2 separate regions of the Homo sapiens genome follow, and region 1 is linked to region 2. A link is a loop called in an ENCODE intact Hi-C map of the cell type or tissue named here. Cell type or tissue: Calu3. All regions are shown on one strand. Each heading gives the region's core, and the rest is flanking DNA. Links, peaks and the distances in the headings are about the cores only.

Evidence for each region. Peaks named below come from ENCODE experiments on the same cell type or tissue, not always from the same donor. Only the 100,000 strongest peaks of a DNase experiment are listed, where the experiment ranks them.
Region 1: it touches region 2 in a loop (2.1-fold over the local background); 1 of 110 quality-filtered maps calls a loop at or near these places.

Annotation. Positions count from the first base shown.
Region 1 is chr3:21,164,469-21,180,929 of GRCh38, reverse strand. LOC105376988 (a long non-coding RNA gene) reads right to left here and starts at 11,852. Exons shown (of 4, transcript XR_940646.3): 1 at 11,428-11,852; 2 at 9,311-9,429. In Calu3, for the core only: a CTCF peak has its summit at 9,775; a DNase peak (open chromatin) is centred at 9,769.
Region 2 is chr3:21,467,598-21,484,058 of GRCh38, reverse strand. The region is part of intron 4 of ZNF385D (zinc finger protein 385D); the gene reads left to right. Among named protein-coding and RNA genes, the nearest start is that of ZNF385D-AS1, 67 kb to the left of the region's middle. In Calu3, for the core only: no CTCF peak of the experiment used is centred there; no DNase peak of the experiment used is centred there.

The DNA of each region.
Region 1 (16,461 bases), core at 7,370-11,369, 300 kb after region 2:
ACGATGAGAGTGTAAATTGCTAGAGGCGACCTAGAGGGCATTTCAGCAATATATATCAAGAGCTTTCAAAAAGGTTTATGCACATTGATGTAGTAATTTTACTTCAAGGAATCTTTGCTATGAAAATAATATGTGCAGATATAGAAACATCATATGGAAATTTATCCAAGTGGAGGTTTTTTATTCCTTTGTGCGTGTGTGTGTGTGTTTTAGAATAGCAAAATTGTGGAAATATTCCATATTTTCAGAAAGAAAATAATTATGTAAAAGTATATGTTCATCTATGAGATAGATCATTATGCAGCTACTAAAATTATGTAAATGAATATTATTGATATTAGAATATATGAAGAAACATTGCAAGAAAAAGCACACCACGTTTATTTATGCATAAAGAAAAAAGAAAGACACATTATTTTTAAATATTTTAATATTCTTTTACTTTTCTATAATTTCTAAGCTCTGTAGACTGAGCACATAAAAACTTTATTATCAGAAAACAAAAAAAAATATTTTAAGAATAAATAAAAAATTTTCTGTAGTCATATAAAGGAATTTGAAAACCTCAATTTCGAATCAATTCCTTGGATGGTATATTATATTTTCTATCACTAGTCATAGAAAATATAGTCATGTCACCAACATTGGGAAATTGGAAGCTTCTGACTCTCCCTCCACACACAGATACACCAAATAAACATCTATCCATAAATCAACACCCTCTGAGAGAAAATCAGAGAGCAACTGAAGGAATCCTACCCATCGATCCACTGAGCAAACATGCACATTGAGTAGGTAGGAGAAGCCAAGGCACACTTGTGTGGACCCCACCTTGGGCACTGCACCATAAAATTGGGAAATAACTCTCCAACACCTAGTTTCCCTCTGTGGTGAAGGGAGTCTGGGTCTCATACATAGGGCCTAAAGCCCAAGTTTCTCCATGGTTTGACTTTTAACTCACCAACTGTGTGAGCAGAGGGGAGTAGACACATTCATGTCTCTCAAGACTGTAGGAAACGAAGTGGTGTTATTTTTAAGGACATGCAAGGACTTCCAGGGACTTTATTCACCATGGAGTAGTGCAGAGAAGGGATGTATAAAAGACACAACCCTTTGTTTCCCCCAGAAGGGGTTTGTGAAATACCCCTGCAGTGGCTGCAGGTAGCCTGACTTCTAACCAACTTGTATCAGGTAGTTAAAAGAGGTAGTCAACTATTAACCTGGGGCCAGCCAAAGAAAAGTTTACAACCACACCAAACACCCCAACTCTATTAACATCTACCTAACTGACTGAATCATAAATCTCCTAGCTCTGGGAGCAGAAAGGACTGGCATACTCCTGTGTCTCTCTAAACCACAGGTGAAAAAAAAAAAAAAAAGCAGTTACCATCGCTTTGTACAAGTGTGTGTGCTCTTTAAGGTACTACATCCCCTAGGATTGGTGCAAAGAAGAGGCCTAAAAACAACAACAAATAAACAACTCCCTGCTTCTCCCTAGAAGAGATCCAGAACACACTCTGAAGGCCCAGTTGTTAAAGTTGCCTCCTAAACGACTTCCATTCTAAACCTAGTTGCTCTGGGCACAGAGGGACTAGGCATATGTGAATCTCCCTTGATCCCAGAAAAAAGAGGTGGTCTTAAATGGACATCTCCTAACTCTGGGAGCAGAAAGGGCTGGCATATACATGTGTCTCTCTAAACCACAGGTTAAAAAAAAAAGCAGTGACCATGTGGCCATGGCTTTTGTACAAGCATGTAGGCTCTTTAAGGTATTACATCCCCTAGGATTAGGGCAAAGAAGAGGCCTAAAAAACAGCAACAACAAATAACTCCCTGTTTCTCCCTAGAAGAGATCCAGAACACACATGAGAAGCCCCAGTTGTTAAAGCTGCCTCCTAAAACACTCCATTCTAAACCTAGTAGCTCTGGCCTAGGCATATGTGAATCTCCCTTGATCCCAGAACAAAGAGGTGGTCTTAAATGGACATCCAAACACTTCCAGGGCCTATACCCTCTTGAAGTATGCAGAAAAGGGGGTAGGAACATGAAGCTCTCACGTTCTTTCTGGAAGTGGCTCATGACACACATTCTCAGTGGCTAATTGATGGCCTGCGCTCTAACGAACTTGCATCAAGGAGCTAACAGGGAATACAATCAAACAAATAACCAATCTAACTACAGTAGCCAGAGCCAGAGCTTGACACTTCATAAAACCTACCTTCCCCAGCTCACCCAAGAGATAAATCCAGGCATATCCAGTCTTTCTGAAAGGAGTTTGGCCATGCAATAAGCACCACAACTTCCATAGTTTCACCTAAGGAACTGTCTCCTTAATGAAGTATTTCTAGACTTCAAGGGAATATTGCAATCCTGAGTGACCCAAGACCACAGAAAACAAACAGAAGAACATATAACAAGCTCACTTCCAGCATCTATCCTTTCAGAATCAGAAGGTGTAGCCTGAATATGAATACAAGCATTAGCCACAGGTCCTCTTCCCTGGCTTAGTCCAGATAAAGTAGGGAAAAAATGCCCTCATTCATCCTCACTATGAAAATAGAAGTTACTGGAACTCACATCCAACATTCCCAATCTTTCCAGGTACATCTAAAATATGTGACTCCTCTTATATCATTTTAGGGTATGAACAAGATGGGACATATTCTAAGCCCCAGGTAGGCACCAAAAACAAAGATAACAGTCCAGGCCAAAAAAAAAAAAAGAAAGAAATGAAAAAGAAAAAAGATTAAAGAGGCACCTTAAAATCTCTGGAAGGAAAGATTGGTAAAAAACCTTCTTCTAAATAATGCTAGTTTAACAAGATTGAGATAAATTGTTTTCTTATCTAATATATAGAAACCAACACAAAGAAGTGAGTAAAATAAAAAAAGGGAATGTATTTCAAAAAGAAAAAGATAACTCTCTGAAACTGACCTGGAAAACAGAGTTTTGTGATTTACTCAAAAGGAATTCAAAATAATTGTCATAAAGATGCTTACAGAGGTCAAGACAGCATTGCAAGAACAAGTTGAGATCTCAAATGGGAGATAATAAATATTTTTAAATACCAAATAGAAATCATACATCTCAATAATGCTATAAACAAACTGAACAATTTAATAGAGGAGTTCAACAACAGGCTAGATCAAGCAGAAAAAAAGGATCATTAAATGTGAGGACAGACCACTGGAAATCATCGAATTTGAGGAGTTTAAAAAAAGTATAAAAAGGAGTGAAAATGGCTTATGAGACTTATGGGACACTATCAAGCAGAACAATTTATGAATAATTGGCATGCCAGAAATAGGAAAAGGGACAGAAAACAAATTCAAAGAAGTGATTGTAGACAACTTTCCAACTCAGAGGAAAGAATTACAATGCACAATTCAACAAGCCCATGGGACACTAAATAAAATGAACTAAAAGAGATCCTTGGCCAGGAGTGGTGGCTCATGTGTATAATCTCAACACTTTGGGAGGCTGAGGCGGTTGGATCACTTGAGGTCAGAAGTTCTAGACCAGCCTGTCCAACATGGTGAAACCTTGTCTGTACTAAAAATTAAAAAATTAGCCAGGTATGGTGGCAAGAGCCACCTCCACTGGGGAGGCTGAGGCAGGAGAATCGCTTGAGCCGGGGAGGCTGAGGTTGCAGTGAACTGAGATTGCATCACAGCACTCCAGCCTGGGCCACAGAGCGAGACTCAGTATCCAAAAAAAAAAAAAAGAGAGAGATTCTTACCATGACATATCTTCGTCAAATTGTGAAAAATTAAAGACAAAGAGTGTTGAAAGAATCAAGGGAAAAGCGAATCATCATGTAGAGGGAAACCCCCTGTAAGATTATCAGTAGACTTCTCAGAAGAAACCTTGTAAACCAGAAGAATGTGGGTTAATATATTCAAAATCCTGAAAAAAGGAAACTTCCAACCAAGAATAGTATACCCAGCAATTCTGTCTTTCAAAACTGAAGGGACTTATGTTTAGAAGAACAAAAGTTGAGAGAGATTATCACCAGTAGACCTACATTATAAAAACGTTAAAGTAAGTTCTTCAGGCTGTAGGAAGAAAGCACTAATTAATTACATAAAATCATATGAAAATACCAAACTCATTGGTAAAAATTGATACATCATCAAATCCTAAACACTAATACTGTAAGAGCAGTAGTCAAACAATTATATCTCTAGTACAAAGGTCGAAGGGTAAAACTATTAAAATAATGGTACAATAATCTCCTAAGAGATTCATATTATTAAAAGATGTAAAATATGACATTACAAACATAAAACTTCGGAAAAGTGGGCAAAAGTGGGTAGTTTATGTATGCAATCAAAATTAAGCTTTTAATACCTTTATAACATATTATAGGTATAAGATGTTTTATGTAAGCCTCAATGTAACCACAAAGCATAACCTTGTAATATACACAAAAGAGTAAAAAGAAAAAGAACCAAAACACACCCCTATAGAAAGACATCAAACCACAAAGGAAGAAAGCAAGAGAAGAAGAAAGCAGGACAGATCTACAAAACAACCAGTAAAAAATTTTTAAAGTGGCAGAAGTAAGCCAATTCCCATCAATAAAAACCTTGAATAAAAATGAATTAAGTTATCCAATTAAAAGAGTGGCTGAATGAATAAAAAGCTAAGAGCCATCTCTAAGCTGCTCACAGGAGACTCATCTAACATGTAAGAAAAACAGACTGAAAATGAAGAGATAGCAAAAGATATTCCATGCAAATCAAATCCAAAAGAGAGTAAGAGTGGCCATACTTACATCAGATAAAATAGACTTTAAGTCAAAAACTATAAAAAGAGAGAAAGCAGGTGATTATAAAATAATTAAGGAGTCAATTCAGCAAGACTATATAATTGTAAATATATATGCACCCAATTCTAGAATAACCAAATATGTATAGCAAATATTAGTATATCTAAAAGGAGAGATAGACTGCAATGCAATCATAGTTGTGAACTTCAACATCCCACTTTCAGCAATGGACAGATCAACCAGACAGAAAATCAACAAAGAAACATTGGAGTTAAACTATAATCTAGACTGAATGGACCTAAGCAACATGTACACGACATTTTATCTGATAGATGCAAAATACACATTATTTTTATAAGCATGTAGAACATTCTTCAGGATAGAAGACAAAATGTCACATGATAGGTCACAAGAAAGTCTCAACAAATTTTAAAAATTGGAAACATATCAAGCATCTTTCCAGATCACAGTAGAATAAAACTAGAAGTCAATAAAATAAGCTTTAGAAACTATAAAAATATATGGAAATTAAGCAACATGCTTCTGAATGACCAATGTGTCAATGAAGAAATTAAGAAGGAAATTTTTTAAAAATTGAAGCAAATGAAAATGGAAACATAACATACCAAAATCTAAAGGAAGTACTAAGAACAGTACTAAGGAGGAAGTTTATAGCAATAAATGCCTAAATCAAAAAGGTAAAATGATTTCAAATGAACAACTGAACATGGCACCCCAAGGAACTAGAAAAGGAAGAAAAAACAAAAAGTCATAGAAGGAAAGACAAAGATCAGAAATAAATAAAATTGAGACATAAATGCAAAATATCAATGAAATAAAAAGGTTTTTTTTAAAAACAAACAAACAAACAAACAAACAAAATCCAGAAACCTTTAGCTAGAGTAACTAAGAAAAATAGAAGAGCCAAATAAATAAAATCAGAGAGAAAAAAGGAAACTTTAAAACTGATGCTACAGAAATACAAAGGATCATTAGAGCAACCTTACACCAACAAATGGGAAAACACAGAAGAAACTGATAAAATCCTGGACACACACAACCTACCAAGAGTGAACCATGAAGAGATAGAAAACCTAAACAGACAAATAACAAGAAATAAGATTAAATCGGTAATTTTAAAAACTCCCCAAAAGAAAAACCTAGGAACAGATGCCTTTGTAACTGAATTCTGCCAAGCTTTTAAAGAATTAACACTAATTCTTCTCAAACTGTTCCAAAAAATTGAAGGAAAAGTAATTCTTCCAAATGCATTCTATGAGGCCAGCATTATTCTGATACAAAAGCCAGACAAGGACACAAGAAAAAACAAAAACAATGAAAAAAAACTACGGGTCAATATTTCTAATAAAAAAGATGCAAAAATGTTCAACAAAATACTAGCATACTGAATCCAACAGTACATCCAAAAGATTAGTCACTGTGATTAAGTAAAATTTAATCCCAGGAATGACGTTATTCACAGAAACAAAAGATAGTTAAAATGTGCATGAAACCACAGCAGACTTCAAATAATCAAAGCAATTCTGAGCAAAGAGAACAAAGCTGAAGGCGTCACATTATCTGGCTTCAAAATATATTACAAAGCTGTAGTAAAAAAAAAAAAAACAGTACCATATTGGCATGAAAACAGAATAGAGAACCCAGAAGTAAATCCACATATTTACTGCCAACTGATTTTCACTAAATGTGCCAAGATCACACATTTGGGAAAGAACAGTCCTTCCAATAAATGTTAATGGAAAAACTGGATATCCGTATGCAGAAAAATTGAATGAGACCCCTATCTTTCATGATAACAAAAATCAAAGCAAAATTTATTAAAGACTTAAATATAAAACCAAAAACAATAAAACTATTAGAAAAAAGTCATATGGAAAATGTTTCAGGACATTAGTCTGGGCAAAGGATTTTTGGGTAGGAACTCAGAAACAGACAAGAAAAGCTAAAATAGACAAATGGGATTACATCAAACTAAAAAACTTCTGCACAGCAAAGGAAACAATCAAAAGAGTGAAGAATCAACTGAAAGAATGGGAGAAAATATTTGCAAGCTATCCATCTGACAAGGATAAACATCCAGTATATATAAAGAACTCAAGCAACTCAACAGCAAAACAACAAATAATCTCATATAAAAATAGGCACATGATCTGAATAGACATTTCTCAAAATAAGACATACAAATGGCCAAGTATATGAAAAAATGCTCAACATCACTAATCATTAAAGAAATGTAAATCAAAACCACAATGAGATATTATCTCACCAGTTAAAATAATTATTATCAAAAGGACAAAAATGCTGGTGAGAGTGTGAAAAAGCAGAACACTTATATGCTATTAATGGGAATGTAAATTAGTACAGCCATTATGGAAAACAGTATGAAGTTTTCTCAAAAAACTAAACATAGAACTACTATATGATCCAGCAATCTCACTACTGGGTACATATCCAAAGGAAAAGAAATCAGTATATCAAAGAGTTATCTGCATTGCCATGTTTATCACAATAGTATTCACAATATCTATGAAATAGAGTGAACCTAAGTGTCCGTTGTCAGAAGAATGGATTAAGAAAATGTAGTATATATAAACAATGGAATATTATTCAGCCGTAAAAATAATAAAATCCTGCCTTTTGCAGCACCATGGATTAGCCTGGAGGACATTATGTCATGTAATATAAGCCAGGCACAGAAAGACAAATATCACACATTCTCACCCATATGTGGGAACTATAAAAGTAGATCTCATAGAAGTAGAGATTAGAATAGTAGTTACCAGATGTTGGGAAGGGAAGGAGGAAGTATGGATATTGGGTACAAAATTACAGTTAGATAGGAATAATAAGTAACAGTGTTCTACAGCACAGGCAGGTAACCACAGTTTACAATAATTTATTGTATATTTCAAAGTATCTAGAAGAGAGGGTTTTGTATGTTCCCAACACAAAGAAATGATAAATGTTTCAGGTGATGGATGTAACTGACCTAATTTGATTATTACATATTGTACACATGTATCATAATATCACATATACCCCATAAATACATACAATTATAGTGTATCAGCTTAACATTTTTAAAAGGACAAAACAACCCCCCCAAAGCAAACAGAAAACAGACAACTAATAAACAACATAAAATCCAAAAAGTAAACAGAAATCTTCATTATATAAAAGTGATTTTTAAGAAACAGAATTATAATCAATTTATACATAAAACATTTAACCAAACTATATTCTGGCTTAATGATTGAAACATTGCCTCAGAGATCTAGTGTCATATTAGGGCATTATTTTACAAATAGAAGCTTTGAGTTTTGCCAATCTGAATTTAAAATGTCATCTTCATTAACATCACCTACAAACGTCATTTATCCCTGCCAAGGTTGGTAATGATACGCTAAATACTGATTGAGAAATATGATTGACGTCTTTTTGTTGCTATAATCCAAAATTAGTTCAAGGAAGCTAAGTGTATATATAAGGCTTTTTTTCATATTTTAGCAATTACCTTTTTTCAATATATCTTACAATTGTAAGATATTTCCTGACTAGAGCATTAGGTTATATGGAAACAAAAAAGGCAAGAACTTGACAAATTCCAAGAGGCACACTGTTTCATTGCTTGAAACACACTCCTGATTTATTTGCATTGCAATAGCTAAACCCATCTTTACCCATAACCTTAATTACCACAGTCATTCATTCTATAACGGCTCTTATTTCCCTGAGTTCTTTTCTCCTTCCAGATTCCAATTTGTAATGTTACCTCCATAAGGATTCATTATCTGGCATTCTGCACCCTGGCAGAGGGAATTTCTCTCTTCAAACTCCACTCTTCGTGCATTTATAAGTCTCTAGGCACTCTTGCCTGAAATATATCATGGCAGTCCTGTCTTTATGAGGTGGGTAGCTTCCACACACACACACACACAAAATCGTTTTCTATGAAGAAGAGTTAAGCCAAAGGTATTCTTTTTTACAGTGAATGTAGATTTCCCATTAAAAGATAATCTTTCATTTCAAATGTTTTAATATGATGGTCCTGAATACAGTCATCACTGATAATTACATTTTAGGTGCTCCAAAACTAATATGTGTTTACCATAAATTTCATTATTCATTGGATACTTTCATATTAATTTTTAAAAATTTTCCTTTCATATTTCAAAACCTGGGGGCTATCTAGACTTATCCCTAATTAAGCTTGGAGCAGTTACTGAAGGATGGAGTATCCAAATGGCACCCAAAGCTATCCTTTCTCTTTCTGCTATAGAAGTTCTGATACAGATCCTGTCCTTCTAGTGGTTTATTGAAGCCTCCCAATCACATGATCTTCCTGCCCACACTAATAGCAGCATTTTTCAAAAATATACACCTGATTACATCATATTCATATGAAAAAAGTCCTTTAATAGTTGCTATGTTAATCAGAAGAAAGCCCACTAGCTGCAGTAACAAAGAAAATTTTTTAAAAAAGTCAATAGTATCACAGAATAAAAGTTGATTTCTCACTTGTATGTTCATCTAATGTAGGTGTTCTTGGTTTCCAGGCTGGAGGTTCTGATGCCCAGTAATTCAGTAACTCAGGTTGCTGGAGACTCTGACATCTACATATGTCTTCCAAGGTTGCCCTGGATGTCATTATTCAAACAGGAGATAAGAAGCAATGGAGAAGACTAATTGTTTTTTACCACCTTGATCTGGGAATGACACATAATTCAGCTGCTTGCATTCAATAAGTGAACACCAGTTATCATCTAGATTTGCTAGAAACTGGAGTATGTAATCCCTGGCTGGGAAGAAATCTTTGGTGGGACCCCAAATCTTTGGTGGTCAATTTGTTTTCTTTGATATAATTCCCACGGCTAAATTTCTCAGTAAGGAATGCAAGGTCCTGATCTACCCCTTTGCTAATATTCCAGCCTCAATGCTCAATGCTTCCTCTTTGCAGACCATACAGTTTAGCACCCCCTAAAGGTGCAGTTCCAGGATTTCAGTGTTAAGCCCACAAAGCTATTTCCTTGCCTGCATTTCTCTGTTATTGATAGTTTTCTGAATCCCAAAGGCAGCTCTCAAACTGGGAAGTTCTCAAACTCATTTTTGTGTAGTAACTAATATGTATAACATATTTGATACTTAGCTGTTGCATGTCTGAGTCTCCTACTCCATAGTGACCTCCTTAAGATCAGGGATCACTTATGTTATTGAGCTTTAGAGCAAAGAAATGCTCATTTGACTAACACATGTATTTAAAATGTCTAACATATGTCTGAGTATATAATATATGTTTATTAAATATTTGTGGAATAAATGAATATACAAAGTTTGGATTACTGACACCTATCAGTGATGACAATAGATTCAAAGAATATATGTGGAAAGAAGAGAGCAAAAGGTAGAAGAAAACAAAGGAAGGGAGGGGAGGGAAACATGCTGGGTTGTTCAACAGAACGTCTCTATTTCAAAGGTCATATTTAGTAATATTTTGGTTTGAAGTCATAACTAATACCATTATTTAAGTAAAATAGCAAATAAGCCCACATCACAGTCAGAGACTTCTCTATGATTAGGGAGGGCAATGATTTTCTTAATGTAGGTTGTTAGAGAGACTTCTCATTTACATTCAGCCCTAGCTAACTTTGAAATTCTAAGCCTCAGTAAATATTATCTAGGGGAAAATTAAGAGAATGCTATGATTTAATGGTACCGGGAAGACATGACAAGTTAAAACTTAGAAATGTCCTAAATCTCAGACTGAAATAACTCAAAGAAAGCAGGAAAATTTTATGGCTACAGTTTGTGAAACAAAGATAGTGTGTTAAATTAGGTACGCAAATTCACTGGGGAGAGCTAAGAGCTCATAGAGAGCTCATAGTTACAGAGCTATCTAGAAAGTACCTGAATGTCGAAATAAAACTCCCTATAGAAATCTATTTAAGGTTCTTTTAAATATTTGGAAACGCTTCCTGAAATGGTTCCAAAAGTGTTATTAATATGAAAAAAAATTGTTTTCCTCTTGGCTCCATGCTCACTGTCCATAATTGTGTTTAGCCAAGGGGCTCTCAGGAGGTTCAGTGAGTGGCTTTATTATGTATATTGGGTAATGAGCTTAAGTGTTCTTCACTAGGAGCATTTGCAAGAAAAATTTCTTTCCTTGCTCAAAACTCTTTTCCTGTAGAAAATTTAATGCCTTTGCTCCAGTAGTTATCCAACAATTGAAGATTCAAAGGCAAAAAATAGACTTTCCTCTGGGACCTTTATTTAATTATCAAACACTGAAGATTATAGAGAAAAATGTTCCTTCCTTTTTTTCAGACATTCACTTAAATTCATATCCTTGATTTCTAATTAATGTATTCAAGATCTGAATCTAATTATCTCTATTATGAGTAAAATTCCCTCATTTTATCTCATGTTCTCTAAGACAAGGGCCATCTTAAATCCTGTAAACTCAATCTCTTTTATTAAACCTATCATCTAAATTCAACTGTTATTTTCATTTATTTAAGCCATTCAGGAAGTGTGTATTCAAAATGGGGATACAAAATACATTAGTGCAGAATTAACTCTATATTCTCCATAAAATAATGGCAAATCAGAGATCTAGAATCAGGACAATTGGTTTTTACCAGGAAGTAGACTCTGAGATGGAGTTCAGTGTGCAGGAAGTTTGCTAGGGACTGTTCTTGAGATACAACCTATGGAAGGAAAAAGAATAAGGCAGGATTGGGCAAAATGAGAAACTGACCTGCAACACAGTCCCAGTGGTATTCATGAGATCCTGCAGGAAGTTGTGAAGCTGAGATACACCGTCTAAGTTTTCCAACTTGAGGGTTAGACAGCTGGGCCTTTGGACCTTTGATTAGTCATTGGCTATGGGCTATCCCAGAAAGGTGACATGACTTTGAGTAAGTCGGGTCTCTGTATCTAAGGCAGTACCTGAAAGGGGCTAAAAGCTGAGGCTCCAGTAGCTGGGAGATTAAATCCTTTATTACTGAAGGATAATGTTGGTACTAAATCACAACATGTATCACAGTGTTTTTTTCTGTTTTGTTTTGTTTTGTTTTGTTGTTTGTTTGTTTTTTGAGACAAGGTCTTGCTTTATCACTCAAGCTGGAGTGCAGGAGCACAATTATGGCTGAGTGTAGCCTCAACCTCCCAGGCTCAAGCAATCCACCCACCTCAGCCTCCATAGTAGCTGGGACTACAGGTATGCACCACCACACCCTGCTATATTTTTTTATTTTTTGTAGAGAAGGGGTTTTGCCATGTTGCCCAGGCTTGTCTCAAACTCCTGAGCTCAAGCAATCTGCTTGTCTCAGCCTCCCAAAGTGCTGGGATTACAGATGTGAACCACCATGCCCAGCCACAGGCTTCTTATTATACTTGGGTAGAGTATTCCTGAGAGCTTAAAAGCCACAGAGGTAAGATGCAAATAAGTAGTTGTAATTTGTGTTAAGAGCAGTAATGGAGAGTGGTTGATGTGAAGCAATCATCAGGGAAATGCAGTCATTATCCCTTCCTGGGAAACTCTAGAAATAACTAGAAAATGCACAATACGTATCTGCACTTCTGTTTTTTCACTTGGAAAGTTGAAATGTTAATACATTCTTCACAATCAACGTTACTGGAAACATGATTGAAATCCTTCCTTTGGCCAATTAAACGTTTCTTCAATAATCTCAAGCACTGAGGAAAAAGGAGAGAAAGTTCTTCTCAACCAACAGAATAGGAACTTTCCTCAGAGGCTTCCCAGCAAGGCAGTTGCTATCTCAAGCTGATCTGATTAACAACCTATTGATATTATTTTTCCCTAGCTTCTATGCCACATTTTTCAATGAAAACACTGGCTACACCAACTACTGGAAACTTGCTAGACTCCAAGTCACCAGAGCAATAAGGTTTCTCTTCTCTAAATGGCAGATGACCAAGAGGGCATTTAACCTGCTCATGGGAAGATTAGATTCTACATATTTTAATAGGCCTTTATCTCATCATCCTTTTTATAATTATTCTTCTGTGAAGGAAGCAGAATTGCCCATTACATCCTTACCCTTGTTTAAACTTAGAAATGTTTGACAAACTGGTATGGTGATCTGACCAAATGAAATCCCAGCCCATACATCTTGTGGCATATTAACCTGCCCACTGCTTCTTGATATTCAAATCCAGAGACCATGGAAATTATATTTTATATAAATAAAATAAGGTTAAATAAATGGATGTAAATATACTATAAAAAGTCACTTGCAGAACAAAGCGCGTACAAGAGTGCCAGATAGAATGTAAGTATTGTATCATTAAAATTGTGCTGTGAATGACTTTAAGAATAATAAAAATTCACTTCATAATCTGGATTCTATTAACAATAAATGCCCAGTTACACTATTATACTTTTACTAATCCATTAAGCTGATGTTCTAAAATGACTTATACTGAAATGTTAGTATAGGATATAATAAAATACCATACTGTAGCTATAACATGTTGGATTTTAATTACTATTCTTATAAAATATGAATTAACATGGTGGCAATTCACTTGAAAACTAATTAACTTGCCTCAGTTATCTTGCTCAATTCCTGCAATAAGCAAATAATCTTTACAAAGTTAACATATTAATAAGAATATGATTATGCATTTTCCCCAATTTAATTTCTATTTAATTACATTACTAAACTTGGTTTGTCTCCCAGCAAAGTATCAATTTTGTAGAGTGTGTCTGTAATAGTCACTTGATCGTCAGTCTTAAAAATAACCCAGTGTCTTATTAATTCTGTGTAAATTATTAAATGCATCTGTGCTCAATGTCCAATGCACCAATTTTCTGCCACTCTGCACCATTGCTACTCTAGATCTTTCACAGAGTTCTTACTGAGTGAAATAAACACTATGGGGAATCATAATTAACCCATGCCCTGGTCTCTGCTCCAATAAATAGACTGGTATGGAAAAGGTAAGAGACTGGCAGGAGAAAGAGATGCCAGAGCAAGAGCAGGTACCACAGTCAGCTTACAGGCCATCAATAAAATAAAATAAGATGCTAATTTGTAAAGCTTGACATTGCATATTTTAAAAACATTGCATGTTTAAAAAAACACCGGTGATATGCCGAGTTGCTTTCATTGTTCAATATTCATGCAAAGTAGCTCAAATTTCTCTGCTAATACAGAAAAGAATGCGCTATGTAGTAGAGGAGAGGAAATCTAGTGTACTTCTGTCAACTAAACAGAGACCTGTCACCTGAACCTTAAGGTGACTATTTGGCACAACTTAGGGGCTTATTATTTTTCTGGTAGGATGACACACATTCATGGGAGTGACCAATATTTCTTGTTATATCCATTTCTGAGAGATTTTTCTAAGATCCCAAATTATGATAATCTCTCAGGTCTCTTTAATCCATGTCCTCGCATTTACCTGCATGTTGAAGTGAGGAGGATGGTACAAGAAGGTACAGAAAGAAACTTCTCAGGTGCATTGCTAACCATGTGCCACTTTTGCCCCTTGTCCTGGGACATTTCTAATTCTACCTCGTGAAAATGAATTCCTGACATTTTATGATCTTTAATGTCTGTCCAAAGTAGTCGTGCAGATGTCCCTGATGATTTTAACAATCCTCAGTTTATATCCCTTTCTGTAGACTGACTTACAGAGACAACTGGAAATGCATCTAAGGTACAGAGATAGGTTTCGGTCTGTTTGTTTTTTAAACAGATTTTTTACTCCATTAGCTAAGAAGGAAAGGAAAAGGAAGTGCAGATGTAGGTTTCTGGCCATTCAAAGCCATCTAACCTTGAAGATATTTGAAAGATTATTAGCGGGGTGAAAGGCAGATTTAGTGGGTTTTTTTTTTTTGAAATCTCAGACAGCTTTAAAATTAATATCAGCCTTTTGGGTAAATATTTATTTTATAATTCAATAACAAGGTCTAATTGAACAGGGTCATAATGAGATAAATTTATAGATAGGAAAAAAATTAGAAATCAGAAAATTATCCCCCCCATCCCACAGTAGTAACAAAAATTCACAGTTTAAAATATGGGTAAAACTTAGTAAATATAATAGTCCTCTTTCAAATTCACATAAAGCCTTAGTTTCTACCAACTATCCTTATCAATACACCAGTATTGTCATGAGCCCAACAGAATCCTTCAAAAAGATAGTCATTATAATCTCCAAACCAAAGCTCAATGAGATTAAGTGATTTAAGCAAGTTTACCTGGCTACTAAATTATGCTCCTAAAATTTGGCTTCAGAATTTTGTACTCCAAGCCCAGTTAGTGTTCCTTCCACTCTCCCCCACAGATGGGTCTTGTCAACGGATTTAGATAAATCACAGCAGAGGCTATAAGTCATTTCTCCCTCACAGGTTGCTTCTGCTGGGAGGCTGTCTCATTAAAATCTGTGTCAGTGTCCAAACCTTTAGGCTTAATACTTTTAAGGTATTTGTGTCCATATATATGTGTGTGTGTGTGTGTGTGTGTGTGTGTGTATGTATGAATGTTTTTATGTATGTATACACATATAGATCAACACACATATAAAAACATGTATGTAAAATAAAACATCATGTACACACGCACGTGCACGCGCGCGCGCGCGCGCACACACACACACACACACACACACATTTGATCTTCCACACAGATTTAGGCCCTTTCCAAATCAAAGGGATTATTGTGGTCCCTTGTTCAGAATCTTAATACTGGCAGGCCTAGGTGGCCTGGGATCTGGAAGTCAGGAAGACAATGCTACTGCTGGAAAATTAGGATTAAGGCCTATGGTGACACAGGAGTAAAGCTCATAACGGAAAAGTTTTTGCTTCAGTTTCTTGCCTTCCCACTAAGAAATTCTGGGATTTGGAGACTATGAAATAGGCTAACATAACCATAAGCATCAACAATGATAAGAATATTTGCCACAAACTACATTCTAGGCAATATACAAAAACATTGACATCTCTGTCCTCAAACAATTCTCTAACATTGGTTCTGTAAGGTCTCATTTATATATTAAAAAAGAAAAAAATAACACTGAGACCTAGAGGGTCTAAATAACTTGTCTAAGATAAAAAATCTTCCTCAGTAAGAGTGATAGGACTTGAAAATATGCTATTTGACTTCAGAACCTGTGCTCTGAATCACTAAGTTACACTGCCTTCACAGTAATGGGGGAGGAACATGAAAAATGAAGTTTGAGGCACATGACTCCTAACGACTTATGAGAAAAAATAATTGCTGTAAAAATACGACTATCCAAAGTACATGAAATCAGCTACATAAATTCTAGACTATAGGTCAGGTTTCTATTTTTTTATTCTGCTAAATTTAAGTCATGCATTCAAAGTCATGGGGGATAGGAATGGAGGGATATCACCTCTAAGGGAATGAAATTGGTTCTTGTGGGAGACAAAAGAATCTTACTCTTTTGAATGTATAAAGCTCAGATATACATACAGTACATCAATAGATATCTAGTATATCTGTGGTATTAATATTTCATGAGAAGTTCATTTAGGAAAACAAATGCTTAAAAAGGATTATTACGAGAAACAAAGATTAAGAAGTATTAATCTAGATAAACAATTTTTAAAATTTAAAACTAGGAGCACTTTGGTAGACTTCAATGGAGACTACATTTTAAATGCCATATGAAAATGG
Region 2 (16,461 bases), core at 6,909-10,908:
CAATCGTCATTAAGCAATCCCTTGTTACAGTTAACATTAAATTTCCCCTGTCCAAATTACGATGCCAGTTTCTCTTTTTTGATTGGACCCTGACTGACAAAGAATGATGCCAATAGCATGATCCGTAAGAGAAAAAAAAAGATAAATTGGATTTCATCAAAATTAAAAACTTATGGTCTGCAAAAAAGAAATATTAGTCCAGGAGAAAATTTTTTAATTCACATATCTGGAAAAGATGTTATATCTAGAATATATAAAAAGTACTTTAAACTTGACAGCAAGAAAACAAATAATCCACTTAGAAAATAGACGAAAGCCATGAGCAGACATTTTGTCAAATAATGCACAGATGGTACAATGAAAAGCACATAAAAAGATATTCCACATTATTAGCTATCAGGGAAATGCAAATCAGCACATTATAAGATACCTCTACACACCTATTAGAATGTGTAAAATAAATAACAAATCCCATCAATGCTAAGTTCTGATAAGGATGTAGAGCATCAGGGAGTTTTATACATTGCTGGTGAGAAAGAATTTGGCATTTTCTTGTAAAAGTAAACATATACTTGCCATATGACCCAGCAATCTTACTGCTGGGTATTTACTCCAGACATTTATAACAGTTCTGTTAATCCTCACATACAGTAGAAACAACCTGTCTTTCATTGGGCAAGTGGATTAACAAACTGTGATACAGAGATACAGTGGGATACCACTCAGCAGTAAAGAGGAATAAACTATTGATATGTATAATTTGGATAGATCTCAAGGACATTATGGTGAGTGAACAAAACCAATCTCAAAGTGATCCATCTTTTACTATTCCACTTATGTGACATTCTCCAAATTACATTGAAGACATAGCATAGTTCCCAGGATTTAGGGTTGGAGGTAAGCTATGACTTTAATGGGGTAGTACAAATAACTATTTTTTGGAGCAATATAGCAGTCTATTCCTGATCATGATGATGATTACAAGAATCTACACATGTGATAAAATTTCATAGAAATGTATATTTAAACAAGATTACATGTTAAAGCTGGTAAAATGTGAATATAATCTCTAGTTTTTAATAATACTGTCTAATGTCAATTTTCTGGTTTTGGTAATTTTGTTTTGGTTGCTGTTGTCATTGCAGGAATCTAGATGAATACTACACAGAAATTCTCTCTATACTATTTTTGCAACTTCTATGTGGATCTAAAATTATTTCAAAGTAAAAATTAAGGAAACCACCACCACCGCAATGAAAACAGAGATCATGTTCCAATAAGCAGAAGAGTACCATGGTAGAAGGATGGGACTAAGACATCCTAGGTACTCATGCAAGAGTTTATTCAAAGCCTTACATTTGAGTTGGTTGACCTAATTTGATGTCTAGAAATTGGCACTTCTAAAAAAAATTTCACAGATAATTCTACTGATTACAAAGGTTAGGACATCACTAATTTGAAAAAGGGCAAAAGTTCAGCTTTGCCTAAGAGGGAGTAATCTCCCAGGTTTCTTGGGTTTGTGTTATTAGGAAGTACTTCTTCTGTTGGCCTGAACTTCAGTGACCATGGGCAAGGATGACTTAGGGAATGGTTGCCTCTAAACCTTTTCTGTAAAAGGCCAGATGGAAACATTTTGGTCTTTGCAGACCATACACTTTCTGTCAGAGTTACTGATTCTGCCATTGTAGTGCAAAAGCAGCCTTAGATCATACATAAATGAGTGGTCATGGCCAGTGTTCCAAAAAAACTTTGTTTAGAAAAACAGACAGTGTATTAGATTTGACCCATGGGTCACCCTTTACTGACTCCTGATTTAGAGAATTGAGTGATCCACACCCTTAGTAGGAGTCAACCATGTGAATGTCCTAGCCCATGAGTTTTTACAGTCATACTCAGAATTCATAAACAAAAGAGCCCAGACTGATAGACTCAATGGCTCTACATACTCACTCTTGCAAATCACACTTAGTTCATTGGACTCAGTTCTGTCCTCCTTACTTCAAAGAAAGTTAATACAATTATTGAAGGTCAGAAAAAAACACCCAGGACGGTGAATGAAATCTGGAAACCATACACTGGGAAAAGCATGTGATGGAACTGCAACACTGAACCTAAAGAAAATGTTGAGAGTAGTGTCCAAATATTCAATTTGCTATTTGGAACAGGGATTATGAAGTTTATGACTTCAAAAAATAGAACTAGATCTATTTATCCAGCAGTTATATATTGAGCACCTACTAAGTTCACATGCTGTTTTAGGCCCCCAAGACAAATATACTAGCTAACTAGACAGTGAAAGGAGGTTTCAGAAAGGTGACTTCCAAGTCAATAAAAAAGACTTCCTTAAAAATTAGAAGCTATCTGAGGCCAGGAGTGGTGGCTGTCACCTGTAATCCCAGCACTTTGTGGAGGCAAAGTGGGAAGATCGCTTGAGGCCAGGAGTTACAGTTTGTACTGAGCTAATATCACACACGGCACTCCAGCCTGGATGACAGAGCGAGACCCTGTCTGTGAAGGAAAAAAACAAGCTATCTGAAGGTAGACTGGTCTATCTCATGAGGCGATGAATTCTCAGCCATTGGGGTTGTACAAAAACAGTCTAGCACATAGAATAAACTGGCCTGGGGCATTTTAGAGGAGAATGTGTATGGGGAATGGTTTACAGTCTACTCTGTTGACCCTTGGGTTCTCACCAAGCTCCACAAGGGACCATAGTGTAGAGTTCAGAACTCTAGATTGTTCAATGCAGTTTCAATATCTGCATTTATGTATTAAGAATTGGACTTTTGCATAATCTTTTTCTAAAGAAAGAGTCTGTTAGCTAAAAACATGTTGAAAACCACTGAGGTGACTCTGATCAAATGCCCTGTGAGATATATTAAAATTCTGTCTAGATCCCCATTGTTATGATAGTAGAAATCTTAATCATGTTGCTTGTAGGTGATCTCAGTCACTATCAGCGATTGCTCAGCCAGTGTCTTAGACAGCTTTTTGTTTCTCACCACCTCTCACTCTGCCTAGGATGGAGTAAGCTTCAGTTAATCAACTCACATATGTAGAAAATCTTGAAAATAAAATAAATGTTTAAAGATTATCATATGTGATAAGTAAATTTGAAATGTACTTTCTTAAAGTAAAATTCAATGATTTATGTAACAAATGAAATGACAGTTACTGATGCTGTTATTTGGTTAAAATTGTTTTGAACACCATATCCGAATACATATCTAAATGTATTTGAATTATAGGACAGATTTAAATTACTTGCTACTTTGAAATGATCTATATTCTCTGAATTAAAATAGATTATTGGAAGATGAGCATATTCATGGACTGAGCTTACAAAATAGAACAAGTGAATATCGAATGTCAATCAAATAACGTACTAATGAATCAGGCCATATGTGTTACGCATTTTAGTGATCATTACAGTAAAAAGATCACTCTTTATCTTCCGATCTTTCTTCATTGGAAGGAGCTGGGTGACCGGGCTGTATGTGATGGGGACAGGGGAACAGTAAGGAAAGGAACTTCTGGAGGGTGATTTGATATTGAGTGACAGGAGGCCTTACCCTTACTGCCAAATCAAGCAACTCATCCTCCTGGGGTTCCTTTTTCCCACACAAGTGAGAAGTTTATCTTTTTAAAAATTTTCAGGCTGGGCACGGTGGCTCACACCCGTAATCCTAGCACTTTGGGAGGCTGAAGCGAATGGATAACCTGAGGTCAGGAGTTCGAGATCAGCCTGATCAACATGGTGAAACCCTGTATCTACTAAAAATACAAAAATTAGCTGGGTGTGGTGGTGGGTGCCTGTAATCCAAGCTACTTGGGAGGCTGAGGCAGGAGAATTGCTTGAACCCCAGAGGCAGAGGTTGCAGTGAGCCGAGGTCGTGCCATTGCACTCCAGCCTGGGTGACAGAACAAGACTCTGTCTCCAAAAAAAAAAAAAAAAAAATTCTTACATTCTCTGTATAAATATATGGGCCCACCGTGTTTATTATATGCCACCATCTCTGTATATGACTGTTTTAATATGGGGAAATGATACTAATGTAAAGTGTATTTAAAAAGCAGATAGTTCTAATCTCTGATGGCTGTAGATTTTATTTCCATTTTTAAAAAGCAGACCAAAAGGAATAATCTGTATATTTAAATAGCAATAATTACCACAGGTTCTGCTTGCATTAATACTGTCTGAGTACATTATGAAGCATTTGTCATAGCTAATGCATTTCTGTCAAATCAAGTAATATTAGAAAGTGGCTTTTGTAATGAATATTAATGTAAGAGACAGCCATAAGTGAAGCAAATTATAGAGGCAGGTAAATGTAGAATTAGCGATAATTGCAAAGTAGCCTTTCATTACAAATTAAGTTCTTCTTATGATGTTAATAAAAATGTAAGGCTCTAGGTAGCCATCAGCAGCCTGCTGAACACTGATAGGAGATTGGAAGTGCTTTTCTTATACTCTAATTCTAAATCAAAATCCTTAAATACCTTTGCCATACAAAGAAATATTTGCATGTCTTAATTTTTTATTCTTGGCCTTAAATAAATCTTTTAAAGAAATCTACTCTTTAGTAGAGTTAATTTGTAAGTCCAGAGATACTTACAGATGCATAAGTTTAGAGAATAAATTAATAGAGTACTTTTTGTTCATTGAAGCTAGATGCTCTGTAAATAAGAGATCATTAACACATCATAACATGTGTTAATTACACATGCTAAATTATGGATCAGTTCTGAGAAGAAAAATTTCCACAAAAGTTACATAAGTAAAGATAAATTTCTCAAGTGTATCCTGGATGAAATTACACGGAAAGATATGCATTTCCTGCCTGAATATTGAACCAAATTAACTTAGAGCTCTAGACTCCTCTAAAGCTTTCAGTAGAAAAAAAAAAACAATACTTCTAGACTTTTATACTTTCAAGTATAAAAATATTAACTTTATACTTTATGTTTTTATCTGAAATAATGTAGTCACAGTAATTTATATATATATACCCAATATTTACAAGAAATATATGGTTTTCACTTTATCATGTTATATATTTCTTTATGATTACTATTTTAATCATGCATAATACAAGTTCATTATGTACATTTTGAAAGACTTATATGACCTAAACATTTTAAAACCTCCTGTGATTCCCTTCTCCTCCAAATTTTCCTGCTGCTAAATTTGAATGTAGGTAAATAGAAAAAATAAGTTATCTTTCTTTCTGTCCTTTAAGTCTATTTTCTGTGTTACTGGGGATGGTGTTTTTTATGGAAGATAGTCATAAACTTGAATAAAAGAGATTGCCCTTTCTTTCTTTCAAAAGAAATAGCCAGTACTAGGAAAAAATAATCCTACTTCAAGTATCTGATTCTTTCTGTATCAGAGGACAGCTTAGGCTAAGTTACGCCTAAGCGTGAGGATTTTGACTAGAAAATATTTGATACATATTTAAGTATCCAAAGTTATAGTAATAGATGACTCCCAATCTCAGTGGCTTACAGTAACAAAGGTTTGTTCTTCACTGTGGCTCTGCTCAATATGACTTCATTTCTGGATATACTCTAATGGAACAGGTGTATCTGGGCATTGCTTGTTTTAAAGTTCAAAGAAAATGAACATAATGTTAGGGCATACATTATCTATGTTACTTCAACTCTTTTATCCTTTTTACCAAAGTCAATTGCATGGTGAGGCCTAATGTCAGTTGCACACAGGCATATATGCACTCCTCTGGTAGGGAAGAACACTGCAGAGAAAGTGCAAAATATTCAAATATTCAAAATATTTGAATATTTTGAACAATGATGCTATCAACCACAGGACAAATATTTGTTTATATAATACACATTTTGGCATGCCTATTATGTGCTAGGTTTTGCTTTGGTATTTAGGCTGAAGTTATGAATACTATAGTCATACTCTTTTCTTTCATGGATATTGCATTGATTGAATTTTTGCACTACTTTCACAGAGGCTATAAATACTCCTTCCTGAACAAAATTCTCATTAGGGATGAGGAAGTAAGAAGTAAGCCAAGGACATTTTAATGCACATTCCTGAAGATTCTGATTGTCTCTGGAAGCATGCCCCTTCCCACTTTGTTGTAATAGTAGAGAAATTCACTATCATTGAGACATTTGTTCTTTTTATTAGAAATGTAGGTGATAACAAATAGGGCAGAAAATTGGTGGCTATCCATATATGTTTATTGGTTTTAGTTTCTAGGAGTGAGCATCCATGAGGGATGTGAAATCATTTAAAGAAAATGTTTGCTTTGGCACAGATTTTTGGGACATCAGAGAAAAGGCAACACTGCTAGAAGAAGCCATGAACAAAAACAGTGGAGCAGGAATGAACATTACATTGGTTGATAGGGGAATTAGAATGTCAGGGTTAGATAGGGAGGATGGAGGTCCACCAGCAAGTGTGGGTAGACATAGTAGATTAAGAATGCAGAGCTTGACATCAGGGAGACAAATCTAACAGTTAGTAGGGTATTTAAGAATCAGCAGTGACTTGAACAAAACAGTATGTTAGGGAGATCTTTGCTAAATTATTCATTTAAATATGATGCAAATTCTACCAAAAGTCCAGTATGTTTTTGATGTTTATTACTATTATTTTTGAGACAGGATCTTGCTCTGTCACCCAGGCTGAAGTACAGTGGCACAATCACAGCTCAAGGCAGCTTCCATCTCCTGGCTCAAGTGATTCTTCTGCCTCTGCCTCCCAAGTAACTGGGACAACAGATGCATGCCACAATGTCTGGCTAGTTTTTGTTTGTTTTGTTTGTTTTGTTTAGTTTTGTTTTGTTTTAGTTTAGACATGGTCTTGCTATAGAAACCTCAACCAGGCTCTCACCCAGGCTGGTTTTGAACTCCTGAACTCAAGTGATCCACCCTCCTCAACCTTCCATTAACTGGGAATGTTAATAGGACAGGAAAGGAAGGGGTCCACTGGAGTGGCGTAGTCTCTTGGATTTAGTGTATTAGGCACAAGAAAGGAAGAAGTGACTTAAATATTGTAGGCTGGAAGGAAGGTCTTAGAAGAACCTTGTGGTGGTTATAAAAATGGGTGGGGTAATTGGTGACATAGAATGGTTCAGAACATTCTCACGGACTCCTCCAGTGATGAAAACACAGAGAGGGGTATGGATACCGATGAGACTCTCTGCATGCAGGAGTATATTCACCTCAGAATCTCTTCCACAGATGGGAAAGAAGGAGAGCTTCCTGGAACTAGTGTTTGGTGGAGAATTAGGTTCTGGCCAAAGTGAAATAATGAAAGGAGATAAAAATTACATTTGGGTAAGGAAATATCTTCTTCAATAGAAGAGAAAGGTTCTATTTTAATTCTGATCTAAGTTTTTAAATTTTAAAAATGTAATCTCAAAAGAAGAGCCACTCTTACCTCACAACAAATATATTTTATATATTACAAATGCAAAGTAATGGAGAGTATAATTCTATCACACGCATGCACACACACACACATACCCCACCCTGAGCATAAGTGTCTTCATGACATAATTCAAACCAATATATGTAGCATTTCCTACTATGAGAGGGAGATAATTGAGCTCAACATCATCAAAAAAATTCTAATTTGTATGTGAGGGTTGGATCAGGTCTAATTTTTAGAATTATTAGGTAAATAATAGAGTTGGCAATTATCCCTTTCAAGGATAATTGCTTCAAAGGATAATCTTTTAGAATTATCCCCTTTATGATTACTTTGTCAGATCTGTTTTAGGGGCTGAATGAACAATTAAATAAGGAGTGGCCTTCCCTCATGATGACAATGCTTAAATCCAGACTGAGATCACCAATAAAGTGGATTTAATTCTGTGTTGAAATCCTATATTTCAGTTGAGTGAAGCTGTCATATGCATTATCATAGCTTGCAGCTTTTCTGCCTAAACAAGTTTCAATTGTTTAAAAGTCTAATACTGCAGTTCAGAGATGAGCAATGTTTACAGAGCTGTGTTCAAATAATCAAGAATATTTAACTGTGCTCTATCTCCTAATCCATATGACCAGCAACTTCTGAGAAAGCAATATTCTTATGTGTCTGCTGATGATTTACTGGGCATGCAAAATACATAGAGATACACAAAAGCTATATCTAAAGGATGAGGTCTTTCCCTACATAATAATGCACTGGAAATAATTTTATATCAAACCATAAATACCAATAGAAAAAAAAAAGATTTTCCTTCATATGCCAGTGGAATCTACTTTAAACTCAAAATTTAAGTGTCTATAAAATATAATCTTCCCTGCCTTACACTTGCTTTGCATGAGTGTAGGTATGCATCAGTTATTTTCTTGGGAGACTGAAAGAGTTAATGGGCCTGACATTTTAAACATGTGTGCCTTTAACTTTGAGCAGAATGGAGCTCTTTGGCTCATATTAAAAAATTAAGATGTCTTGAAATTTCACACAATTTTAGAAAATTGGAATCCGGAGGATCTTTCCTCTTGGCTCTTTTTAATATTAGAGAAGTCAGTCTAAATAATAACTTTGGATTTTAAGAAAAGATAAACCTTTTGTTTTAGTAACTTTGAAAAATTTTAAAATGTATATCGAATCCCAAAATTTCTCAAAACAAAAATCAAATAAAAGGGCCATTAGATATTTGAGAATACAGATGTATTTTTATTTCATACATGAAATTATTTACTTAAACATCACAGACAGAAGGTTCACTGCTCCAGATTTGAAACAGATACCTTCAGACAAATAGTTATAGAATACATATAGATTTTAATGTGAAATTCCCAGTATAATTATTAGGTTGGTGCAAAGGTAATTGTGGGTTTTACCCTTACTTTTAATGGCAAAAACCACAATTACTTTTATGACACCCTAATACACTGTATAACATAAATAATTCAAAAATTCAAAAACTAGTAATGGTAGATGGGATAAAACAAAACAATTATTTCCCTAACCTAAATTTCTTGTGAAATTTTCCTTTAGATTCCTAACCATCTCAGTAGCATTTTTTCACTCTATAAACTATATGAAAAAATATATAACATGTCAGGGGTTTAACTGCAAATTAAAACAAAAAAAATTATATTCTTAATTTTGTATTTTCTGTACAAACAGCTAGAGAAAGGATTTCTTATCAATTACACCAGATATGTCTTAGTCCTAATTAAAATATAAAGCTATTCAAAAAAACATGTCATGAGGAATGTAATCATTAATATGAGGAATTTATCACTTATGTATAATTTGATTAGCAAAGCCAAGCTGAGTTTCAAACAGTACAAAATGATTTTGGGTTTTGAGGACAGCAAGACTTGTGAGAGGATTTTGACTAGAAAATATTTGATACATATTTAAGTATCCAAAATTATTATTCAGTTTTCTTTATCAGGATTTACAACACATTAAAAATATTTCTAACCTCCAAAGTAAAATGGGAGAAATTTCAGAGATATGGCAGTTTGTACTATAAGCAGATGGTGTAGGATAAAGGCTCATTTGTGTGTATCTGATGATCTTGGACCTACAGTCACCTCCAAACAATGTGTTTGACCTTGGAGAGTGATTTGGCCTCCCAGAACCTCGTGTTACTCTCATGTTACCTGAAAGGATAGAATGAGATCAGATTATTTAGCACACATTTGTTTCTGGGGCACCTACTCATTGTCCAGAGATCTTGTTAGGTGCTAGAGAAATGCAACAGTATAGACACATAGTCTTCATGGTTTGCTATCCTCACAGTCCTCACAAGGTGTATAGTTGTATAGTTTACCTCAATCCTGTAGTCTGGGGAAACTTCTCCTGCCACTGTGGATAGAGACATTCCTTTAGGTTTCCCTACGTAAGCCATGGCCAATGGAAAGCAATAAAGAAGAAAAATGGGCTGGTTGAAAAGTTAGACAATGCCTCAAAGCAACATCAATCCATTAAAAAAAAATTTGTTCCACGTGTTCTCGAAGGTACTAGGTATACAGTGCTCAGTAAGTGCCTCACAACTTAATGGATGAACTTATAATATATAAGATACATATATATACACACACACATATATACACATATCTAGCTTACACATATTTATATATATATAACAAGGCATATATGATATAAAATATCTGCTATCTTATGATATATCATTAGGCTTATAAATTATAGTTTATGTTAACTACTATTAAAAGGCAGATGGTTTAATAGAAGAAAATGGGTGAGCGTCTAAATTAGATTGATTAACCAGGAAAAGTGTCTCTGAATCTCTGGTCAGCTAACATTTATGTCAAGAACAGAGATATAAGAAGGATTCCAAAGACGTTCAGCCCATTCAAGGGAGAAAGTATATGCAAAGAGCTTGAGACAAGAAAAAATTAGCATATTAGAGAAACTGAAGATAAATATGTCACTCAGGTTTGAACAACAGGGTTTAGAATCCATCTTTGTTTTAGTAGACAGGTTAAAACTGATTACAGGTTCAGTAGAAAAACTCAAGGAGGAAACAACCTTGAGAAGCAAGCTATAGCATTGGTTCAACAAGGGGCCACTTGCAGTATCAGGGAGACACCCTACAACTAGAAAACAACCACACATAAAACATTTCCCCAGACAAACCAGATCCTTCCTTGATACTATTTGCCAGAAAAGGAGATAAATAAAAGAGGCAGAAATTTGTTCCTTCAATCTCACGTAATCTAATTGGAAGAAAATAAACACAGCCAGGACCTATGTGACCTATGTGGGAGTTAATTTGGGAAACAGAGTTTTTAGCTCTCCAACCTTTGGCATGGGTGCTGAGCCAGACCACCACATCCTCCACAGAAAAGGAGACCATGACCTTCAAGCAGACAGGAGCCAAATCATACTAGAGTTTTGCAAACTGTGACAAGCAGTTGCACTTTTAAAACAATAGGAAGCCATCAGAGGGGATTAAGTAGGAGTTAGCTTTTTCAAATGTTTAGTATGGTTTTAATGTAGGGAGTAGATTAGAAGTTAGGAGTGAAATCAAGGTGATTGAAGGTGATTACGTCAGTTTAGGCAAGAGGTGATGGTGACTTGGAACAGTGTGGGAATAGAAGTGGTGAGTAGATTTAAAATAGATTTTTGGTATTCTGAAAAAAAACTCTAGACAAATTAAGTTTAGCAAAATTTATCTGAGCAAAGAACATTTACAAATCAGGTAGCACTCAGAACCATGAGAGGCTCAGATAACTCTACCCAGCAATGTGGGCAGGCGATGCAAATAAAACAAAGAAGTTGCATACAGAAACAACTCGATTGGTTACAGCTTGTCATTTGCCTTATTTAGACAGGCTATGATGAGGCATCTCCTTATATGAACATTGTCTGATCAGTTGGCAGCCTGTGATTGGCTGAAGCTTAGCTGCTGTAATTGGCTGAGACTCAGCTCTTTGTTACAAGGCTATACCCATAATTTAAGATGCAGTTTGTTCGCATATTAAGTTAGATTGCAGTTTGCTGCAGGTGGAAGCAGCTTTAGGTCAAATTTATTTTAATTTAACAATATAGAAACAAGAGGACTTTTTGATGGATTGGAGGTAAGAGGTAACACATGGACAATGGGCTCAGGGATAAGTGATTGGCTGCATAGTGTAGCCATTTACGGCTGATGATCAGATTTCCTAAATTGGAGTTGACCACCTTTATTTAGGGATACCCTACTAACTTTTTTTGCTCTTATTTTATAGTCCTCCTCTATGTCCTTTAGCATGGCCATTAGGCGCACTTCTTGTCTGGCTTTTTCTCTTAGTTTCAACCTCTTCAAGAGTAGAGATTTCTTGTTATGCTTCTAAATTTATTTTGTATAACTCTAAAGGGCCTAGCGTGGTTCCTTAAGTCAACAGATGTTAAAATGTAACTAAATGTTTCTTCCTTTGTCATCTTCTGACTTTTGGCAAGATGATTTCATGATAAATGTAAGAAATGATCATTTTAAAAGCTTTTGGAAAAAGTTGAGTTTGAGAATTTATTGACGAGCGTAACATAAAATAAAATTTAAATATTCAGGTCACACTGTGTTGAATGTATTTCAAGACAACAATAGTTCTAATTAATCCTCACATAAACACAAATTTTCTCCCTAAATTAGGCAAAGTAATCTAGCAAACATAGCATTTTGTTTTCTGAACTTATGTATGTAATAAAATGGGAAGAAGTAATTATTATGTTTTCTTCCAATGAAGATAAACATAACCAGCAAATAATAATTGATTTTCTTTGTCTCTCTGAGATTTTAATGCTCAAAGATATTCAGAAAGACCCTGTAAATCTACTCAAAAAGAAATAATTTTTCCCAAATGTATCAAAACTAAAAAGTCTTAAGGGAAATGTTTCCCATCATACTTCAAGCTATTTCAAATAAGACAAAACTGACTGTAACAAAAAATATTTTGATGTTTAACTCGAGGGGTGAGAAGTGTTTCTCTGTGTTCCATCCTCTGGGAATTTTTGATCACTAAAGATTTTGTATAATGGATTAATTAACAGAACTGTTTCCACCATAAATAATGTAGGCTGACATTTTGTTGAAGAGAAATGAGTTGCTTATTTGTTTTGGGCTCTTTAGTGAGAATATCAGAGGTGCTTTAGGGATTATGTATTAATGGAACCTCTGCAATATTGGCAGACTATGGCTTTGAACTTTGTCCATGAAAATAATGTCCTTGTATGGATAGATCCTACCAAGTAGTAGTAAAAAACAGCCATCACCAAGGTGTGTGTGTGTGTGTGTGTGTGTGTGTGTGTGTGTGTGTGAGAGAGAGAGAGAGAGAGAGAAAGAGAGAGAGAGAGAGAGAAAGGGAGGGAGGGAGGGAAATATGGTTCAGTGAAATGAATCCTGGAAGGAAGGGAATATGGTTCAGTGAAAGGAACCCTAACTCAGAACTCAAGATAATTTGGGCATAACGCCGGCTATGACATATGTGTCTGATCTTGGGCAAACCATTTGTGCTTTCTTTTCATATGTAAATTGAGAGACTTAGAACATGAGACCCATCATCTAACTCTAAAATTCAATGATTTTATCAATGGACAATAAGGGATCAATATTAGTCTATATTCCCTTTAAGTATTGAAAATAGAATATGAATTTGGAGCCCCACTACTTTAGTCTACTATCAGACTCTAATGGCACCATTTTGTTGAAATGCAGTAGCAAACCTTCCCAAAGTGTGTTCCAGGTTTATAAAGGTATACTGGGCCCATTGTGGCTGAAAGCTGGGAATGATCATTCAAAACCAATTACACTACAAAAAGACAGGATTTTTGACTTTGTCAAAACTCAAAATATATGTATATTTTGCCTCCGTAGTCAAACCTAGAGGACACGTCTGCCTGAAGGAAGTTTTCCTGTGGATCTGGCTCAATTAGGATCTGTGATAAGAGAATAAAGAGTATACCCTGACTAAACGCTGGGAAAACCATTTGTTTTTGCTTTCCCAGAAAAATTAAAGTTTGAAACCATTTTAAGCACACATCTCACTTGATTTGGCCTTTTCTTTATATATTTTCATGTCATCAGTTTATTTTGAGTAATGTCTTTTGATAGTACTTCTATGAAACTATACTTTAAAGTTTTAGAAAGGTTTATTTGTAAGTTTATATAATGTTTTCTCATTTTTTACTCTGACAGTTTTATAGAAATCTGGGGACAATGTAGGCAGAATACACCCACCCCATCACATTTTAGAACAATGCTAGTGAATTTGGGCTGAGAATTCTAAAGCAGGACAGCTACCTGCTTTCCTGAAGCTACCTAGAAAACTGCTTAGGATCCACTCCATTTTAAACGAAAAGGTTGTTCATAATGTGCTCTCAATTCTTTAACTCTTTCAGTACATATTTATTGAAGAATTGGTCTGTGAGGCACTGCACTAGGCAAAGTGACAAAATATAAAAAGGTACATAATGGGTTCTCTTACCATAATTATTCAATGAAGTTGTACTTTTCCACGGGGAAAAAGTACTGTAAGTGCCTAATATGATACACAGTAAGCAAAGTGCTTAGAGAAAAGTAGCTATACTTAGTTGCTACGACTTCCATTTTATCTGGCTTTCAAATCAACACGTTCCATTAGTAGATATATCCTTAGTCCTTTTACCCATTAATTTTTTTTTTCTTAAAGCACCTGCTTTGTGGAATACTTTGCAAGAAATGAAGGATTGCTTTGGATCTCCACTGTTAAATGTCTAGACCACAAAACAATTATTGGCTTTTTTTTCCTTTAAGCCTTTTTTGTTTAGCTGTTTAAATACTGTTAGTTCCATTTTAATAATTATTTCTTTAACTGTAAGTGGTCATTCCCATGCCCAATTATTTGTTTCACTACAATAAGGAAAATAAAACCTGAAACATTTTTTAAGTAATTGAGTTTCCATCAGTTGAGATAGTTATTAAAAAAAGAACTTGAGTATCAGTGGAACAACTTATAATAAAAACAAACTAAAAACTTTTCCCAGAGTATAAACCTAAATGTATTCTTTTGTCTGATATATGTTCAATGTATATTTATTAATATAGTTGAAAAAAATACACTTGTTTTCGCACTCCCTAAACTTCTCATATTCCATTTGAATAAGCTTTTTAAAAGGAAGGGCTAGTACCATGTGCTTATATTTTGCTCCCAAAGAAAAAGCAGCATGTACTAAAAACATGTTTCGTGACGTATGAGGTCAGCTGGAGGCAAACTCACACTTACTGCAGGTTGTGAGAGGACTCAGAGTGACATTTACCTTGGTGAAATCACAATGTGACCATGATTATTTTTCAACTTCCTGGCACAAAAGTCTGTGGCCTCCTCTCATGTTCCATTTACAGCATGCGAATCATTATGAGTGAGGAAGTTTTAATTGCTTTACTGTTTTGTTGAGGCATAATTTACATACATAAAATGCAGATTTCAAATGAATAGTTCAATGAGTAGACAAATCTGCTCACCAGTGTAACCATCACCTTAGTCAAGATATAGAAACTTTCCATCACCCTAGAAATTTTACTCATGCACAGTCCAGTCAATCCATCCCCACACAGAGGCAATCACTAATCTGCTTTGTCACAGTACCTTTGTTTTTCCTTTTCTAGAATGTAATATAAATGGAATCATACTATGTATTCTTTTTTTTTTAGACAGAGTCTTACTCTGTTGCCAGACTGGAGTGCAGTGGCACGATCTCGGTTCACTGCAATCTCTGTCTCCCAAGTTCAAGCGATTACCCTGCCTCAGTCTCCCGAGTAGCTGGGACTACAGACTATGGGCGCACCACTACGCCCGGCTAATTTTTTGTATTTAAGTAGAAACGGAGTTTCACCATGTTGGCCAGGATGGTCTCAATCTCCTGACCTCGTGATCCGCCTGCCTCGGACTCCCAAAGTGCTGGGATTACAGGCGTGAGCCACCGCCCCCTGCCCATACTACGTATTCTTTTGTGACCAGTATCTCTTGCTCAACATAGGGTTTTGAGGTTCATACATGTTGTTTATGTGTCTGTTCATTTTTCTTTTTATTGCTGAGTAGTATTCCCTTTTATGAATATACCACAATTTACCCATTTACATGGTGATGCATATTTGGGTTGCTTTCCAGAGGTGCTTTTATGTATAATTATACTCTGAATGTCTGCATATACTTTTTTTTTTTTTTTTTTTTTTTGAGACAGTGTCTTGCTCTGTTGCCCAGGCTGGAGTGCAGTGGTATGATCTTGGCTCAGTGCAACCTCTGCCTCCCAGGTTCAAGTGATTCTCCTGCCTCAGCCTCCCGAGTAGCTGGGACTACAGGTGCCCGCCACCACAGTTGGCTAATTTTTGTATTTTTAGTAGAGATGGGTTTCACCATGTTGGCCAGGCTCATCTCAAACTTCTGACCTTGTGATCCGCCCGCCTCAGCCTCCCAGAGTGTTGGGATTACAGGCATGAGCCACCACACCTGGCTCCATATACTACTTTTATGGACACATTTTTTATTTTTTGGTAAATACCTAGAAATGGAATTACTATGTTCTAGTTTAGGAGTATATTTCACTTCATAAAACACTGCCAATCTTTTTTTCAAAGATATTTTACCATTTTGCATTCCCGTAGACAAGTCTTATTTGTACCTATTTTTGCCAACAAATGGAACTATCATTCTTTTATATTTTAGCCTCCCTAGTGTGTGTTACATGGTTTCTTATTGTGGTCAATACCCTCATTCCATATAATGCAGAAACTGTAATTTAGAAGTATTACCTTGTTCACATTCATACCACATGCAAATACCAGAACCAGCATTTTGAAGGTGCTTTTAACTAGAACGCATGGTGTTAGGAATAGAATTTCTGGGTCCTGAAAGATATGGCACCCAAATGAACCGCACATGGTCACTGAGGGGAAGCATGGGTTTGATGGGACAGAATCAGGATATTGAGTTACCAGGGAAATACCACAAAAAGATGCCATTGACACCAGGCATCTAAGG